Regions from separate parts of the Homo sapiens genome. Here region 1 is linked to region 2. Evidence: chromatin loops called from intact Hi-C (ENCODE). Cell type or tissue: chondrocyte. All regions are shown on one strand. Each heading gives the region's core, and the rest is flanking DNA. Links, peaks and the distances in the headings are about the cores only.

Region 1 (8,842 bases), core at 3,843-8,842, 130 kb after region 2:
GTTGCAGAGGTGGTATCCTGGCAAGACGCTGACTCAGCCTTTCTAGGAAATGGTGATTTGGAACTTGACAATGATCTTTCAAAAACTTCAGTCTTAAATTAGGCAGTTACCTGCTGATCTGATACGTAGAAACCCCTGCCTAGAAAGGTGCCCTTGGGATGTATCTACACTTGCTAAGAGGAAGAAATTTCCCTGACATGCATTGGTCAATTGGAAACCCCAAGAATCTCACTAGCCTCCTCTATCCCAGGGCCTGGGATGGCAAAGTGCTACACCAGAAAAGGGCTATGTGGATCACAAGGACAGTGTAGGCCTCATGACTCTGAGATAACAGAACAGAGGCACAGAGAGGCTAAGCAACTTACCTTAGGTCACACAGTAAGAGGAAGAGTGAGCCAGGATTTGAACCCTCGTGTATCTGACATAAAGGCCAGCATCCCATCTATAAAATGGGGCTAGTAATCATACCAGCCTCTTCAGGTTTTTGTAAAGATTTGATGAGAAAATATACGAGAAGTCACTTTATGAACTGTGGATCACAGCTGAGTGTGACACGTCATCACTATTGTCGCCCATCAGTCAATTATCTGGGATAGCCTGAGGTTGTGTCATACCTACATAAGCCACAGAAAAATAGACTCATGAAAGAATCAGGGCTGGGCATGAATGAACGAGAAACTACATTTAAATGGAGCCCAGACTGCACGGGAACCAAAGTGGGGTTCTAATACCATTGGGTTGATTACCTATGGCAGAAACAGCCCAAGCAAATATGTGACCAAATGCTAACATCACACCTAAATGTCTAAGCTGTTCTGTAATTTTGAACATTAATCTGTTTTCAGGGGATGATCCAGGGAAAAGAATGAATCAAGCCATTGCTGTGGTATTTGGACCAGTGGCCACTTGCCATTGACTTGGTGAGAACGAGGATGCAGATTTACTTTTCATGCTCTTAGGAGTATAAGTCTAGGATCTGGGTCCACTCTGAGGAATCTTTCCTCTCCACTCCCACTGGCTATTAGGAATCTTAGGAACCAATAAGCTAGAAACTTGACTGTTTATACTTTCCTCATTTGTTTCAGTGGATTAAGGTACCTAATTGTTCCATAACACCCTACGGTTTCTAACTGGCTTTCATTTAACATTGACACCGTTAATGCCACCACGCAAGAATGAACTGTTTACTTGCCTGAGAAATTGCATGTGGGATTTAAAACTTTTTCTAAGATTCATTTTTTCAACTGATGATCTCTCAGGAGTATTTTCTGGTGGTGTTTGAGACAGTGACTGATGTTGGCATTTTCCCAGGGTGTGGAAGCCCCCAAGTTTAAAGCCCAGCTGACTCCGTGTGCCAGATCTTCACACAAGAAGGACCAGTGATATAAGGGGTTCTCCAATTATAAAATTAACAACTGGGAGGGATAAAAAAATCGCACCACTAACTTTGGAGAATTAGCTGAGAAAAATTTTACGTAGAGGAAAAAAGACTTGGAAAATTGTCTTCTGAATTAAACATATTAGTCTTCTTCAGGTAGCAGCAAATAGAACAATTGATTGTGACCGAGTGCCTTTCTTTCTTTCTTTCTTTCTTTTTTTTTTTTTTTTTTTTTTTTTTGAGATGGAGGTTTGCTCTTTGTTGCCCAGGCTGGAATGCAGTGGTATGATCTCAGCTCACTGAAACCTCTGCCTCCTGGGTTCAAGCGATTCTCCTGTCTCAGCCTCCCAAGTAGCTGGGATTACAGGCACCCACCACCACACCCGGATAATTTTTGTATTTTTTTTTTTAGTAGAGATGGTGTTTCACCATGTTGGCCAGGCTGGTCTCGAATTCCTGACCTTGGTGATCCACCCATCGTGGGCTCCCAAAGTGCTGGGATTACAGGCATGAGCCACCACACCAGGCCTCCAAGTACCTTTCTTATGGACCAAGTTCATTTCCAATATTTTAGCAGTGGCGTTAGGTAGACTGTATATGATGATTCTCCTAAATAAGGTTATTCTCTTTCTGTTAAATATGGTTTTCATTGATTTATGGATGTATCTGGAACTATTATTTTGGCAGGTTTTACAAGGCCTCAGAATCGGTTCGGATGCAGGAACTGTGTTTGACGTTTATGTCGAAGTTCTCATCAAAGCCTGGAAAATGTGGAGCCTCTTTTGCAAGAGTGGAGATTGTTGCCTTTAAGCCAGATCTTAAACACTGTTAGCTCATTGTGAAAAACACAAGTGCCAGTGATTAACAAAGAATGTTTACTTAATTTACTTCAGATCTGGTCTCAGTTAAAGGTTAGCTCATCCTTATCAGGTGGTCACAGAAACTAGATCCCAGTAGCAGAGTGACCTTTGGAAGCTAGAATTGTAGTCAATGGACTTAAAGTGAGATCGTGGGAGCCAGTTCTTCACTTAATTAAGCAGAGTTGAAAGACTTTCTTCTTTCCAGCTCCCTATTTTCCTTCCTTGGGCTATTTTCTGTAAGTCAGACTTGGTTTGCCTCAATACTACATATGCCCTGTAAAAATAAATTAACTACAAGAGACTGTTGACTGTATGGCCACCAGCCCTGCCCTGGTGTGTGTCCTTTGCAACACTAGTGTCTGAGGTGGAGCCCTCCATTCCTCGTGTTTTTCATCCACTCCCCCTTTCCTTCCTCTCCCCCGCCAGTAGAGGACTGTTTGCGCAAGAGACCAATGGATTAGCCAGCAGGTCTAAGCAGCTGCAAGGATAGGTCTCTCTTTTGCCCGGGGGAGAGAGATACCAGCTTGACTCGTGATCAGGTACTTTATTCCTTATGATAGGGAGCTCAGAATCCAGCATCAGTGTTCCTATTAATTTCTTGTTAGTTTTGTAGCTTTGGGTATCTGCACTTGTCAACAGTAGGCTGTAAGAATATTTATTGGAAACCACAAAAATCTCACTAGCCTCCTCTATCCCGGAGCCTGGGATGGCAAAGTGCTACACCAGAAAAGGGCTATGTGGATCACAAGGACAGTGTAGGCCTCATGACTCTGAGATAACAGAACAGAGGCACAGAGAGGCTAAGCAACTTACCCTAGGTCACACAGTAAGAGGAAGAGTGAGCCAGGATTTGAACCTTGGTGTGTCTGACATAAAGGCCAGCATCCCATCTATAAAATGGAGCTAGTAATCATACCAGCCTCTTCAGGTTTTTGTAAAGATTTGATGAGAAAATATACAAGAAGTCACTTTATGAACTGTGGATCACAGCCAAGTGTGACAGGTCATCACTATTGTTGCCCATCAGTCAATTATCTGGGATGGCCTGAGGTTGTGTCATACCTACATAAGCCACAGAAAAATTGACTCATGAAAGAATCAGGGCTGGGCATGAATGAATGAGAAACTACGTTTAAATGGAGCCCAGACTGAACGGGAACCAAATGTGGGTTCTAATGCCATTACTCATTACTGTTACCCAAATATGATCCTGCTCCCCTGGGAGGGTGGCTCTGACCTTGTCACTCCCAAGCCTGGCACCCCCAGAGCATGCTAGAGTGGTGGTGGAGGGCAAAGATGACAAGACATGGACTCTCTGGGTTAGGGTGAGTGGCAGGCAACAGAATCCACAGAATAGAGAAGTACCTAGATTGGGTACTCTGGGAGAAAAACAACCTTCCGGAGATTTTCCCAGTGTGCCAAATCCTGTGCTACCCGAGAGAATTCCCACTCATCACTGCCAAATGAACCACGGAAGAGACAGAAACTTTGCTCCTGTGTTTCTTTTAATTATGTGGATTACAGACACGTTCAACTTTGGTTCTATGTTAAGAAAATTCAAGTTTAAATGACTCCCAATTTAAGTGATGGTATTTAAAAATAAATTTTGTGTTATCTAAGACAAAAATTGTACTTTGTCTTAAAAAGATATCTGGCTTGGATGGGTCAGAGGGGTACGGAACAGGGTGGCCTTCATCAGTAGCTACAAAGGCTTTTGCAACCGTGGGCTAATTGCAAATGTCCTTCATGAAACACAGGCTAAGACCAGATTTCATTTGTGAAACACATTGATACCCAATAAGACCTAGGAATTGCATGAGCAGATTTACTAACAAAACATTGCTTTATTGAAATCTTAGATGTTTCCGCATTTTATGTCTACATGTTGAGAAATGGCCTCAACCATAATCAAAATCACATTTCCCTTAAAAGCAGCATGTTCCAGACACTGTGTTGAGAGTCTTCCACACGTTATCTCGCCAATCTAGGCTTTATTAGTCTTATTTACAGATTAGGCAACTGAAGCTCGGGGAAGTTGAGTAACTTGGCGGGGATCACATCACAGGTAGAGCGTGGAGCTGATCCACCAGCTGATCTGAATCACATCTCCCTGCAGAGCCTGGGATCTGAATCCACCACTGAGGCTGGCTGCCTCTGAGAGCTGTATTCACAAGGAAGGATTTTGCCCAGTGTCTTCACACCCTGCCAGCCACATCCTCTGGGACAGACCTCAAAACCCTGCTAAGTTAGCAGAAACTCTGAGGTCTGCCCAGTGAGCTGGGAAGGCTTATTTGGACTCTTCCGAGCCAGAGCAGAAAAGCACCCAGAGGCTTCCCAGTGAGCAGAGAGGGGCCTCCCTCCTTGATTGAGGCATGGGAAGGGCTGTGTATTTGCTGAGCACTCTGAGAGGAGACGTTCAGCACTGGGGTGGCATAGATCAGAATTAACAGAATTAAGCCAGTGCTTTTGGCCTCAAAGGGGGTTTCTCCATCCCAGATTGGGAACATCCCTTTCTGATGGCAAAGAGTCTCTGGACCAAGGAGCACCTAGATTGCAAAGCTCCCAGGAATTAGGCCCACACTCTGCATTATCATTGTGCCCTATGACACCGTATGTGCAGCTAGACAGCCAGATTCAGGGAACAGCAAGGACAGGAAGAGTTCCAGACGATATAGTCCTTTCCTTACTTTACAGGTGGTCCTAAAGAAGGAGAGAAACTTTCCTGGCAGTGTTGCAACTAGAAGCTAGGTCTCCTGAGCCCCACACCGTCAGCTGTCCATGAGCACCGGGGAACCAAATGTTAGCAGAGTGTAGCAGCAGCTTCACACATGGGAGGGTGCTGAGATGGTAAGCCTCGTCCATGGAAAGTGTTCCTTCAATGTTAGCGGAATAAGGAACAAATGAGCAGTTTCCCACAGCAAATGTCTTCCTTTGACAGTCACCCACATAGATCTCTGACCTGCTGCAGCTCAGCGGAAGGCAGCCTCCCACAAGTTGAACTCTTTTTGGAAAAGAAACAGTAAGTATATAAAACAGTCTTGCTGAAAACTTGTAAAGAGGTACGTAACCATTAAAATAATTATAAAGACAATTTAGCAACATGAACAAAGGCTTGCAATAATTAGCAGTGAAGGAAAAAAATAATCCTGAAATTGAGTTTATGCCATGAGTACAATTGTGCAGAAATTATGTTGGTATAGGGTGGGACTGCTCACAATGGCTCACATTCATTAAACACTCACTGCCCCATGATACAGGCTCAGTATGAAGCCCTTTACGGAGGTGATCTCATTCAACGCCCCTATAGCCCTGTGAGTGGGGACTATTGGAGGTCCTATACTCAGATGGCAGACTCCGGAACCTACAGTCTTAACCATTGACTTGAACCCATTGACTTGAATGAATGGAATTTTGTTCTTTTTCTTTATGTTATTTGAGTATTTAAGAGAAAAAAAACACATTATTTTCTAGAGAAAAGAAATTTTGAGAGCCAAGAGAAAGGTTAGCATCCCATCTCATGAGCAAGAGGGGCATGGTCTACACAGGTGATCCAGCCCAACTACTTTATTGAATTGAATCTGAACTGAAATGTCTTGAAACCCTGTCCTGGGGCCCCAAGTCCTGTGATATTGTAAGAGTGGCCTGTGCTAAAATATGGAGTTGAATTGTTAGGCAAACACCACACCAGCATAAGAGAAGAAACTCGCCCCAAAATCAGCCCCCTGAGCAGGCTTGGAATGCCAGCCAAGAGGTTGCAGCAGGCTGGCTAGAGGCCCCGCCAGCCTGAAATGAGAGCTCTGTACTACTGTAACTACTGTTTACAATGTGGTTTAATGAGAATTGGAACTAGCCCTACTATTAGCAGACAGCATCAGGGCGGAGGCCCCCAGCCCAGACCCCATGGTCTTCCCCATCCCGAAGTGGGATGGATTTCCTCATCTGCATACACAGCACTTCGTCGATATAAATGGTGTTCTCTTTGACCTGGATCTCCTCCTGCAGGGCAAGCTGTCTGCGATGCAGCCCTTTCAGCTCTGCCTGAGCTTGGGCTAAAGTTTCCTTCAATCTAGGAGAAAGGGAAGAAGAGAAGAGAATAATTTCTCTCTATGCATTGCTTTTTCAAGGGAAAGAATGTTCCCCAGTGTTCAGTGCAGGAGCCAAATTGATATGTGCTCTTCCCCTTCCTCTCTCCTCATGAAGACAGAGATCTCACTAATTTTAGAATAAAATGCATACTGAAAAGGCCATGAAAAAAAGAAAAAGACAGAGATTTCAATTTGGCGGCCACAGGCCAGATTCATGACGTAGACACCTTATGAAATGCTGATGTTTAAAACTGCAGATTTGACCTAAACATCTGGATTTGGGCTTCTTTAGAATCACTCAATATTGGGATCCATTTTCTCCAAGGCAACAATTTTGGCGGGAGGTGGTGGAGACTTCCCTCTAGGGGGCATTCCTCAAGCATTCCAGAGCAGGCTGGCTTCATTCACGCTGCTGGTCACTATCTAGCCTCTGCTTGATATCCAGGTTGGGATTGAGACCCGAAGGCCCTCTGCCCACTGGCTGCTAGCCTACCTTGCGACATTGTGGGTGATCTCTTGAACCTCCTTCATTAGCCTATATTGTGCGACATCACGACACAGCTCCACGTTCGGCCGGTGTGTCCTGGTCTCCAAGCGCGTATGAGCCACCTTGGCTGGCCCTTCTTGGTCAAGGATGGCCTTTTCAAGAGCTGTAATATTTTTCTCCTGGGAAGCAATCTCTTCCATGACCTTACAAAAAGGATTAGAGTAGGTGAGGCCAAGCTGTGCTCCTCAAAACTCAACAGCTGACAGCAGATGGGTTGTGATCATGTAAGTTAGGAAGAGGGAACCTCAGATTTCTTCTTAAGCAGCATGCCAGAGTCTGATCTCTCTTCCCTAAAGCAGTGATTGCTGGTGGGCAAGGTCACATAAGACTTAAAACCTTATGGACTCAAGGGACAGGACGGGCCATTGTCACCTCATCTACCCACAGGAGATGCCCTCAGCAAAGGCCTGGCCAGAGTGGGGATCTCACTACTGCTCAAAGCTGCCTGCTCACCTTGGTACAGGGTACCTTTGTATCATGAGCAGAAAGCTGCCTATTTCCTCACCACTCCTATCCTGCTAGCACCAGCTCTGTCCTCTGGAAGCCTGAGGAAAGAAGGAGCAGTTGGGTCTGAGTTTGGTTGTTATTTTTGTGAGTGACTTTATGCACAGAAAAAGACTACTTTTAGGCCAGATGTGGTGGCTCACAGCTGTAATCACAGCACTTTGGGAGGCTGAGGAGGGAAGATCACGAGGTTAGGAGTTCGAGACCAGCCTGCCAACACGGTGAAACCCCCAACTCTACTAAAAATACAAAAATTAGCCGGGTGTTGTGGCACACACCTGTAATCCCAGATACTCAGGAGGCTGAGGCAGGAGAATTGCTTGAACCCAGGAGGCGGAGGTTGCAGTGAGCCAAGATCGTGCCACTGCACTCCAGCTTGGGGGACAGAGTGAGACTCCGCCTCAGAAAAAAAAGAAAAGAAAAGAAAAAGACTACTTTTAAGTTACTTGGTTTTAACAAAATTAATATTTAACTGGTTTAAAATATATTTCTTCATTAAGCATTTTTTTTAAAACTTGTACATCTACTTTTGCAATATACACAAAAGTAGATAGACTAAGGAACCTCGCATAGTCATCAGCAGTTTCAGCAATGAGCAGTATGTGGCCAGTCTTGCTTCATCTATACTCCTGTCCATCAGCTTAGTTATTTTAAAACTAATCCCAGATATTATGTCCTTTTAGTTAAATATTTCACTTAAATATTTGAGTGTGTATTTCTAAGCATAGGATTCTTTATTTTCTTTTGACAAAACCACAATACCTTTATCACACCAAAAAAGAGACAAAAGACTTATTCTTTAACATTATAATAATATTTAGTGATCACATTTCACCAATTGTTCCATATATTTTGGTAGAGTTGGTTTGTCCAAATTACATCCCAATGAGGTCCAGAAATTGCACTTGGCTTTCTTAAGCTTCTATTTAAACACTTCTTAAGGTTTTCATAAGTCCGGTTCACAGATATACTATTTTTAAATTTAGCAGATATTAGCAATTACTTTAAGCTGCTTTCGACTAATAATTGCTCCTACTTCAAACTTACTTAAAGTCCTTTGAATATTTATTTAAAGCAGCATTTATAAATTTGATACATAACTTTTTAAAATATTTGAATTATCTTTTTTTTTTGGCCTGGAATTTTATTTATTTATTTTTTTAAGGTGAATTTTATTTTTTTATTTTTTTATTATACTTTAAGTTTTAGGGTACATGTGCACAACGTGCAGGTTTGTTACATATGTATACATGTGCCATGTTGGTGTGCTGCACCCATTAACTCATCATTTAGCATTAGTTATATCTCCTAATGCTATCCCTCCCCCCTCCCCCAACCCCACAACAGGCCCTGGTGTGTGATGTTCCCCTTCCTGTGTCCATGTGTTCTCATTGTTCAGTTCCCACCTATGAGTGAGAACATGCGGTGTTTGGTTTTTTGTCTTTGCGATAGTTTGCTGAGAATGATG
Region 2 (8,992 bases), core at 1,605-6,604:
TTCTTTTGAGTATGGAAGTTTAAATATAAATGCTGATTAACCAATAGAACTGACTGTGGGAGTTAGGCTTCGCCCTTGGCTCCAACCCTCTACCTTCTAAAGTCAGCTTCCTGTCTAAGGCTAGGTCTCTGCAAACCATATTCCTGCCTTCTTACCTGGCTCCATGTCGAGCTCACACCAGTAACTAATTCACCCTGGTAGCAGATGTTCCTTCCCTTAGTGGCAGCTGAATCCACGTTGCAACTTTCTAATGTTTGAAAAAGCTGCTTTATTGCATCCCTGCTCAGAATACCAGCACCAGCCAACTGGCACCCCTTATCAAAAGTCTGAGTTTCAGATCTCCAGGGTCCCTCCTCCAAGTTTCTGAAGTTTTAATAATTCCAGGTTCTGTTCTTTCCTGTCTACTGGTAGGGTAGAGCATCCTTTCATACGCTTATTACCCCTGTGGGTTTCTTTTTCTGTGACTTCTCTATTCATATCTTTGCTCGTTTTGCTTCTTTCACGTCTTTTTCTTACTTGAGTCCTTTAAATATTCTGAAGACAAATTCTCACTTATTTGCATTGCAACCATATTCTCAAAGTTTTTGGCTTGCCCCCATCCTTTAATTTTTTTTTTAATTTCAGAAGACAGTTTCTCAGCTTTCACCATGTGCCTTTATCTTTCCTGGTTTCCATCTCTGATTTTATTTTATAATGGCAACAATGTGTTTCTGTCTTAATAAAGTGGTCCACCAGGATTGCTATCCCAGTGGTTTTTAAACTGCAGTCAAAACATTAAAGACTGGCGAAATCAATTTAGGGGGTCCCAGTCAGCATTTTAAAAAATGAAATAGAGTAGAATAAAACATATCAGTAGAGCAATATCAGAATACATCACACTGTTTAATAGGAAGGAAGGAAGGAAAGAGGAAAGGGTAAGAAAGGAGGTGGGTTTGGACAATTTATTTTATTATTTATTTATTTATTTTTGAGACAGAGAGTCGGTCTATCACCCAGGCTGGAGTACGGTGCCCAGCGTCTGCCTCCCGGGTTCAAGCGATTCTCTTGCCTCAGCCTCCCGAGTAGCTGAGATTACAGGTGCCCAACACGCCCGGCTAATTTTTATATTTTTAGTAGAGACAGGGTTTCACCATGTTGGCCAGGCTGGTCTTGAACTCCCGACCTCAGGTGATCCGCCCTCCTCGGCCTCCCAAAGTGCTAGGATTACAGGCATGAGCCACCGCGCCTGGCCAGGTTTGGACAATTTAGTTATGACCCAGTGTCAAAGTTTTTATTACAATGTTGCGGCAAGAAATGAGGCTTTTGCTAAGTCAATTCAACAAGTGTCTATAGGTAAGGACACTTTACAGGAAAAGAGAATGACTAGATAATCATTGTTAGACTGGATACAAGAAAAAGAAAGAAAAGTTCTAGTTAAGGATTATTAGATTTATTAAAAGACAGTTAAAGGCCCTTGGATTCCTTCCCTCCAGGGTTGATATTAGCTGTGTACATAGGTAACTGGTTTCTAACAAGAGGTCATAATCTCATTAAAATTCATCAGAAAGTGGCTTAAGCATTTAATCAGGCATACAATTGATTTCCAAGAAGAGTTTTGTGGCTTATATTCCCAAAACATCCTTGTCCCAGCCAGCGTGTGGGACAATCTTTTATTTTACAGTGTATATATTTTATGAAAACTTGTATTTCACTACATATGTACCATATCTTGAAGCAAACTTTATTTTTGACTGTGTCACTGTCAATGAGGTTTGAAAAACACTGCTGTTCTTAAGAGCTGAGATCCAATCAAGGCCTCAGGAATTCCTGGGGTCCCTAAACCTGTCCTTGCCTGTAGTAAACCTCTCTATCTCTGCAGGCACCTAGGGGAGGTTCTCCTGGATGTCTTCACAGACATCCTGCATAGCTGTTAAACTCAGAAGTCTATCCATCCCACGTCTGCTTTTTGCCATATAAGATTTCATTTGCAAAAGGGTCCCAATGCTAATGATCTTTGAACATCATCAAGCTAATGTAATCCCATTGTTTTACTTTGAGGAAACTGAGGCTCGGAGTGAGAACACCTTGCCAGTCGCATGGCATTTGGTCCACCTGCAGTTGTACTGCCCCCACCAGTCTACCAGAGTAGCAAAGATTTCACCAGTAGGAACTCATGTATTTAGTGTTAATGGCCTGTCCACATTTCCCTTTAAAAAGACCAGGAGAGGCTGGACATGGTGGGTTATGCCTGTAATCCCAGCACTTTGGGAGGCCGAGGCAGGTGGATCACAAGGTCAAGAGATGGAGACCATCCTGGCCAACATGGTGAAACCCCGTCTCTCCTAAAAATACAAAAATTAGCTGGGCGTGGTGGCACATGCCTGTAGTACCAGCTACTTGGGAGGCTGAGGCAGGAGAATCACTTGAACCCGGGAGGCAGAGGTTGCAGTAGGCCAAGATCGCACCACTGCACTCCAGGCTGGTGACAGAGCAAGACTCCATCTCAAAAAAAAAAAAAAAAAAAGACCAGGAGATAAGGGCTAAGTAATTAAATTTCTCCTTAGTGTATATTCATTGATCAGATTTTTTTTTACCAAGGCTACTTCACCCATTAGTCATGATAGGGTATAGTCCTAAGGCCTGTGAATTGTTCAAGGGCCTACAAAAATGGCTGAGGCCCAAAAAACTCGTTGCCTTCAAAATACAAAAAGAAAACAAAATTGAAATTAATAAGTGATATAGTTTGGATACTTGTTCCTTCAATCTCCTGTTGAAATTTGATCCCTGGTGTTCGAGATGGGACCTAGTGGGAGGTATTTGGACCATGGGGGCGGATCCCTCATGAATGGCTTAGTGCCATTCCTGCAGAATTGAGTTCTCACTCCTGGTTCCAGCGGGGGATATCGCTGCTAAAAACAGTCTGGCAGCTCCCCTCTCTCTTGCTCTTTTGCTCTCTCCCTGTGATGCCTGCTCTCCTTCACCTTCCATCATGAGTAGAAGTCCCCTGAAGCCCTCGCCAGAAGCAGAGGCTGGTACCATGCTTCTTGTACAGCCTGTAGAATTGTGAACCAGATAAATCTGTTTTCTTTACAAATAACCCAGCCTTGTATGTTCCTTTATAGCAATGCAAAATGGACTAAAACAGTAAGTCCCAATGTGCATAAATTTTAGTATGTATCATATGATATGGATCAGGATCTCCAAAAATAAGAATGTGTATGGTCTAGGAAGGTCTCAAAATGGCTCTTTCAAGGTGTCTATACACTGATATCCAGGCTCCAAGGAGATGATAGTGTGGAGCCTTCTCTCTAAAAGTCCTAAGACTGATAGATTCAGCACAGTATTTGGCCCGGAGTGGCCTGAGACAATACATTTCTTTCTTTTAATTTTATTTTTTTTGAGATGGAGTCTTGCTTTGTCACCGAGGCTGGAGTGCAATGGCACCATCTCGGCTCACTGCAACCTCCTACTCCTGGGTTCAAGAGATTCTCTTGCCTCAGCCTCCTGAGTAGCTGGGATTACAGGCACGCACCATTACACCCAGCTAATTTTTCTTTTTGTTTTGGTATTTTTAGTAGAAACGGGTTTTCACAGTGTTGGCCAGGCTGGTCTCAAACTCCTGACCTCGGGTGATCCGCCTGCCTCTGCCTCCCAAAGTGCTGGGATTACAGGCATAAGCCACCGCCCCTGCCCCAAAGTGTTGGGATTACAGGCGTGAGCCACGGTGCCTGGCTGGTAAACATTATTTCGTGAAACTTTTTTGTTTGGAATCGCAGTGTAAAATATATTTCTGGGAGTCATGGTCAAAAGAGTTGGAGAAAAGTGCGTCTCTAAGTTTTCTCCCAATTAGTGCCCCCTCTTGAGTTCCTGGCCATCTGTTAAATGTGTGCCATGACAGACGATGGACAGTAGAGGGCAGACAATCCCCGCACAGCAGCAAAGGCTGGACTTCGGAGGAGTTGGAAACCACAGGCGAATGCCAAGCAGGACAGAAGCCTGAAGCCAGGCCTGAAGCTTCTGAAAGAGACAGGGCACACGTACCTGGTCCTCCTAGGCATCGCAGCACTCTCTGTGTGATATAACTGCAGCCACTTTCCAGTCTCCATCCACAGGCTGGATCCTTGTCTTTGGATATTTTTCACCTCCCTGGGAGTACTTCCAGGTGTCTAGTTACTTTTAAACCAAGGTCCTGTAAAACCATCTTTGTTCCGTCACCCAGGCTGGAGTGCAATGGTGCGACCTCAGCTCACTGAAACTTCCACCTCCCAGATTCAAGCGATTCTCCTGCCTCAGCCTCCTCGAGTAGCTGGGACTACAGGTGCGAGCCACCACGCCCGGCTAATTTTTGTATTTTTAGGAGAGACAGGGTTTCGCCATGTTGTCTCCAACTCCTGACCTCAGATGATTCTCCTGCCTCAGCCTCCCAAAGTGCAAAGGGATTACAGATGTGAGTCACTGCACCTGGCCTGGCACTTTAATATCGTAGAGCAGAGAACACACACTGAGCTCTCAGTCTCCCCCAGGCACTGTTTGCAGCACTCTACATGTACTAACTCATGCACTCCTCACACCTAGGTGAAGTAGGTCAGGACACTGAGGATTGAGAAGCTTAGGTGACTTACCCAGCATTCCTGGCTAGGAAGAAGCAGAGCCAGGATCCAAACCCAGGCTAGCTGGCTCCGGAGCTTATGCTCTCAACCAGCAGCCGCTGTTGGTACAAGAGGAATAAATGCCTAGTCTTCTACCTACTGTATCTACTCCTAAGGATACTGAGGGTGTGATGTGGTCGGGAGAAACCCTGGAGGCCATCAGAAGAGCAGGGGATATTCAAGCCTAAGATGGGAAGAATGGGTAGACACCACTTCATTCTGCTATCTGAAGGGCTGTCTTTGTCAGAGGCAGCCTCAAGAGCAGAACTAGAATCAAACGGTGAAAAGCTAGGAGGATTTGGGCTCAGAAAAAAAAAAAAGAAAGACTTTAAAAAATGTATTATAAAATCTGGCCGGGCGTGGTGGCTCACGCCTGTAATCCCAGCAATTTGGGAGGCCAAGATGGGTGAATCACGAGGTCAGGAGTTCAAGACCAGCCTGGACAAGATGGTGAAACCCCGTGTCTACTAAAAATACAAAAATTAGCCGGGTACAGTGGCAGCTGCCTGTAATCCCAGCTGCTTGGGAGGCTGAGGCAGGAGAATCGCTTGAACCCAGGGGACGGAGGTTGCAGTGAGCCGAGATCGCACCACTGCACTCCAGCCTGGGCAACAGAGTGAGACTTCGTCTTAAAAAAAAAAAAAAACTTTATTCTACAGACAAACATAGGAAGCCCCATTGAAACCCCAACACTGTGCCACGTCTGTGTCAGATCTCCAGGGAAAACATTTCTCACAGTTGAGCCAGCCCTGTGGCGGTGAGCACTCTGTCTTCTAAAGCAAGAGCAGACAAACGCTGGGCAACCACTGTGGGGGAAGGTGCCACAGAGGGCATTTAGCTTGGCGTCAGACAGGAAGCCTGGGGGGTCCCAGGTAGCCCGAGTTTGAGGGGGTGGGAAGGAAGCAGTGGGAAGTCCCTGGGTTACATCTTCCTCCTTGAAGTCTTTAGCTTTTCCCTCTCCTCCTGGTCCCTTGCCTAGGTCAACAAAAATGTCTCATCTCCCCCTGCCCTAACTGGACTCCCATTTCTCTGCCTCTTGCCCACCCCTGCACACCCTAAGCCATTATTCATTTTATTTCCCAGGCTCTTCAAAGAGCTCTCTACCCTCGCTGCTCACACGTCCCCGTCCTGATCGTTTTTCCCTGCCCTTGCACTGCAACCTCACCAAATCTGTCCTTCCCAATGTAACTTCGTGCTGTTTCCCCTTCCCAATCCAATGGCTTCTTCTCGACCCCCAATTTCTCTGACCTTTCCGTAGCATTTGGCTCTGGGGACAATTCCCTCCTCATCAAAACTTTTTCCTCTGTTGTTCTCCGTAAGCCTGAACTCTCTCTCCCCCTCCCCCCACACCCGGCAAATGTCAGTGGTCCCCAGAATTCTTTCCTCCGCCTTAGCTTCTCACTTTGCACACTGCCCCGGCGCTCACATGGCAACCGCTGCCTGACTGCGGATGTCTCTCTCGCCCAGGCCTCCGTCCTGAGCACCAACCTCTCACAGGCTGGGAATCTTGTTCTGGATTAATTAGTTTCATTTTTGTTGTTGTTGTTGTTTTGAGATGGAGTCTCGCACAGTTGCTTGGGCTGGCGTGCAATGGCGTGATCTCGCTCGCTGCAACCTCCGCCTCCCGGATTCATGCGATTCTCCTGCCTCAGCCTCCTGAGTAGCTGGGATTACAGGTGCACACCACCATATCAGGCTAATTTTTTGTATTTTTAGTAGAGACAGGGTTTCACCATATTGGCCAGACTGGTCTCGAACTTCTGACCTCGTGATCCGCCCACCTTGGCCTCCCAAAGTGCTGGGATTACAGGTATGAGCCACCACGCCTGGTCAACCTTTTCTATTTCTCTATAGCGCCTACTAAAATGGGACTTGATATTATTTATTCATTGCTTAATTGTTTATGATCTATGTTCCCCACGGGAGAGCAAGGACTTTGACTTGTTTACTCCTATATCCCCAAACCTAGAACAGCGTCTGGCACAGAGCCAGCATGCAGTAAGTGTTGGTGGAAGGAATAAATGAAGGAATGAAGGAATGGTCGGGATGAATTTCTTGCCTGTGGTTCACTGATGAGAAGCTGGGGAAGGCTGAAGCAAACTCACACGTGCCCCTGACCTCGGTTGCTCCTTCTGTCAGATAAACTCCTGTTTGTCCTCAAATTCCTGCTCCATTTCCACCTCCCCAAGGAGACTTGCCTAGTCCTTGACTCTGAGCCCACTTCCTGGGTGTTCTCGCTCCCCACCGCTGCTGCCTGTTTTTACAGCATCCATGTGGTCACTCCGTGAATGATTCTTTGTTGTTTCCTCCTGTCTCTCCCGTGAGATTGAAAGCACATCAAGGGCAGGCCTGTCACAAAGCCTCTTTGTGTTCTGTAGCTATGCGTGGAGCGAATGAACAAGGTTGGGCTTGTCTGGACCTGGGCACGGTCACTGAATGTTCTTGGCCTCTGTAAGGAAGGGCATCCCCTTGGCAGTTAGCAGGGCAGGCACAAGGGGCATAGCATCCCCAGAACATGATGAAGGGCACCTTTGAAAAGCTAGAGAGGCTTTGGATAGAGCTGGAATTGTCTGGTGACATGTGCTCATTCATACTACATGGTCATTATACTACGTGGTCTTAGAATATGTCAAATTCTCACCTTTTCATCCACCCACAATTCACTGAGTTCCCGTTCAGTGCCAGCTTCTGTGATGGGTAATAGTGGTGGGAAACATGCAGAACTGGATGATCAAGTTTAGAATGAGATCGTGCCTACTGTCGGAGCAGTCCAGGAGGGGTGACCCCAGGATCCCTTCTTCCTTTGCCTTCCATCTATTCTAAATTGTCTTCAGCTGGTGATGCACCAGCTGGGCATCCAGACGTCAGCTGGCTTAAACAGACCGCTGTGCTTGCAACAAGCAAGACACTTCAGAACTTGCAGAATCACTGCATCCCTTTCTTAAACCAAGACCCAACCCCACCATCTCTTTCTTTTCCTTTCTGGTTTGGCCTCTGTAGGTGTGACATCAGAGACACACCTCAGCGGATGTGACTCAGTGAGCACCATTCAGACTCCCCAGGGCCACTCCCATGAGCTGGCCAGGTGGGCAGGCTTTGCTGAGCCTGTCTCCCCACCGGTCTGAGGTCTGCAGATTAGGCTTCCAGACAGGGAGCGGCAGGGCAGGCCCCTCAGTGGGAAGACAGGAGTGTCTGTATGGCCAGCCGGGAATCAAGAACCATTCACCCTCCACCAGCAAGGGTGGGGCTGCCCTGAGCTTTCAGGCAGCTGTTTTATGGAATTATTAATTTTAATGTACAGATGGTTTTATTTTCTGCTCATTTTCACATATTCTAAGAACCCTTAAATGTTATACTATATAGTCTTTTTTTTTTTTTTTTTTTTTGAGACAGAGTCTTTGTCACCCAGGCTGGAGTGCAGTGACGCAATCTCAGCTCACTGCAACCTCCACCTCCCGGGTTCAAGCAATTCTCCTGCCTCAGCCTCCTGAGTAGCTGGGATTACAGGTGCCTGCCACCACATCTGGCTAATTTTTGTATTTTTAGTAGAGACGGGGTTTTGCCATGTTGGCCAGGTTGGTCTCGAACCCTTGACTTCAGGTGATCCACCCACCTCGGCCTCCCAAAGTGCCAGGATTACAGGCTCAAGCCACCGCGCCCAGCCTATAGTCTTAATATTCCCTATTTTAAAAAATATTCATGGCGGCCATACTAGAGCCCCCGGGATATAGCGGAGAGCACTGCCCTCATGGTCTTTAGATACACGTCTTTCATGGTTCTGTTGAATGACTTCCTTACAACACATTCCCAGGAGCAGAATTACCACATTAAAAGGTATGAACATTTTTATAGCTCTGGAAGCGTATTGCCCAATTTCTCCCCTAAAAAGGTGGTGTTAATTTACACTGCCACTGGCAGTGTGTGTAAGCTGGTTTCAGCACAGCTTCAACAGCATGAGACATTATAATTTTGTTAATGTTTGCTAATTTCATAGGTGTGAAATGAATGGCACATCAGGGGGACTTTAATTTGCGTTCCCTGGTGATCGTGAGGGTGAGCCTGTTTGGAGGTGCTGATGTGCACAGTCTGCCTAGTGGGGGCCTCTCCGCCCTGTCTCAGGCACTGTCTGTTTCTCAGCCTGTGTCTCCCCACACCTCTGCCTGCCTCCCGCCGACTGCTGTTCTTACTGTCCCTCTAAGCCTGTCTGTCTCAGTGTCTTAGCCTCTGATTCCTCTGAGTTTCTCTGGTTCCTAACTGGCCAGGTGTGGAGCTGGTTCATGGAGGTCCTAGCCAAGCCCTGACAAGCTGCAGTCTAGAGGCGGGGCGCAGGGTTCTGGGCACAGGGCTCCAGGCTCCTGCCTCCA

The links. Peaks named below come from ENCODE experiments on the same cell type or tissue, not always from the same donor. Only the 100,000 strongest peaks of a DNase experiment are listed, where the experiment ranks them.
Region 1: it touches region 2 in a loop (2.7-fold over the local background); 13 of 110 quality-filtered maps call a loop at or near these places.

Annotation. Positions count from the first base shown.
Region 1 is chr17:6,793,931-6,802,772 of GRCh38, forward strand. TEKT1 (tektin 1) reads right to left here. Exons shown (of 8, transcript NM_053285.2): 7 at 6,817-7,013; 8 at 4,063-6,304. The coding sequence ends at 6,097. Among named protein-coding and RNA genes, the nearest start is that of FBXO39, 22 kb to the left of the region's middle. RefSeq lists an enhancer at 2,238-2,382 and a cis regulatory region at 2,301-2,318. In chondrocyte, for the core only: a CTCF peak has its summit at 6,681; no DNase peak of the experiment used is centred there.
Region 2 is chr17:6,662,297-6,671,288 of GRCh38, forward strand. No RefSeq gene overlaps it. Among named protein-coding and RNA genes, the nearest start is that of MIR4520-1, 11 kb to the left of the region's middle. RefSeq lists a silencer at 7,895-8,049. In chondrocyte, for the core only: CTCF peaks have their summits at 3,891 (motif pointing right) and 4,095; no DNase peak of the experiment used is centred there.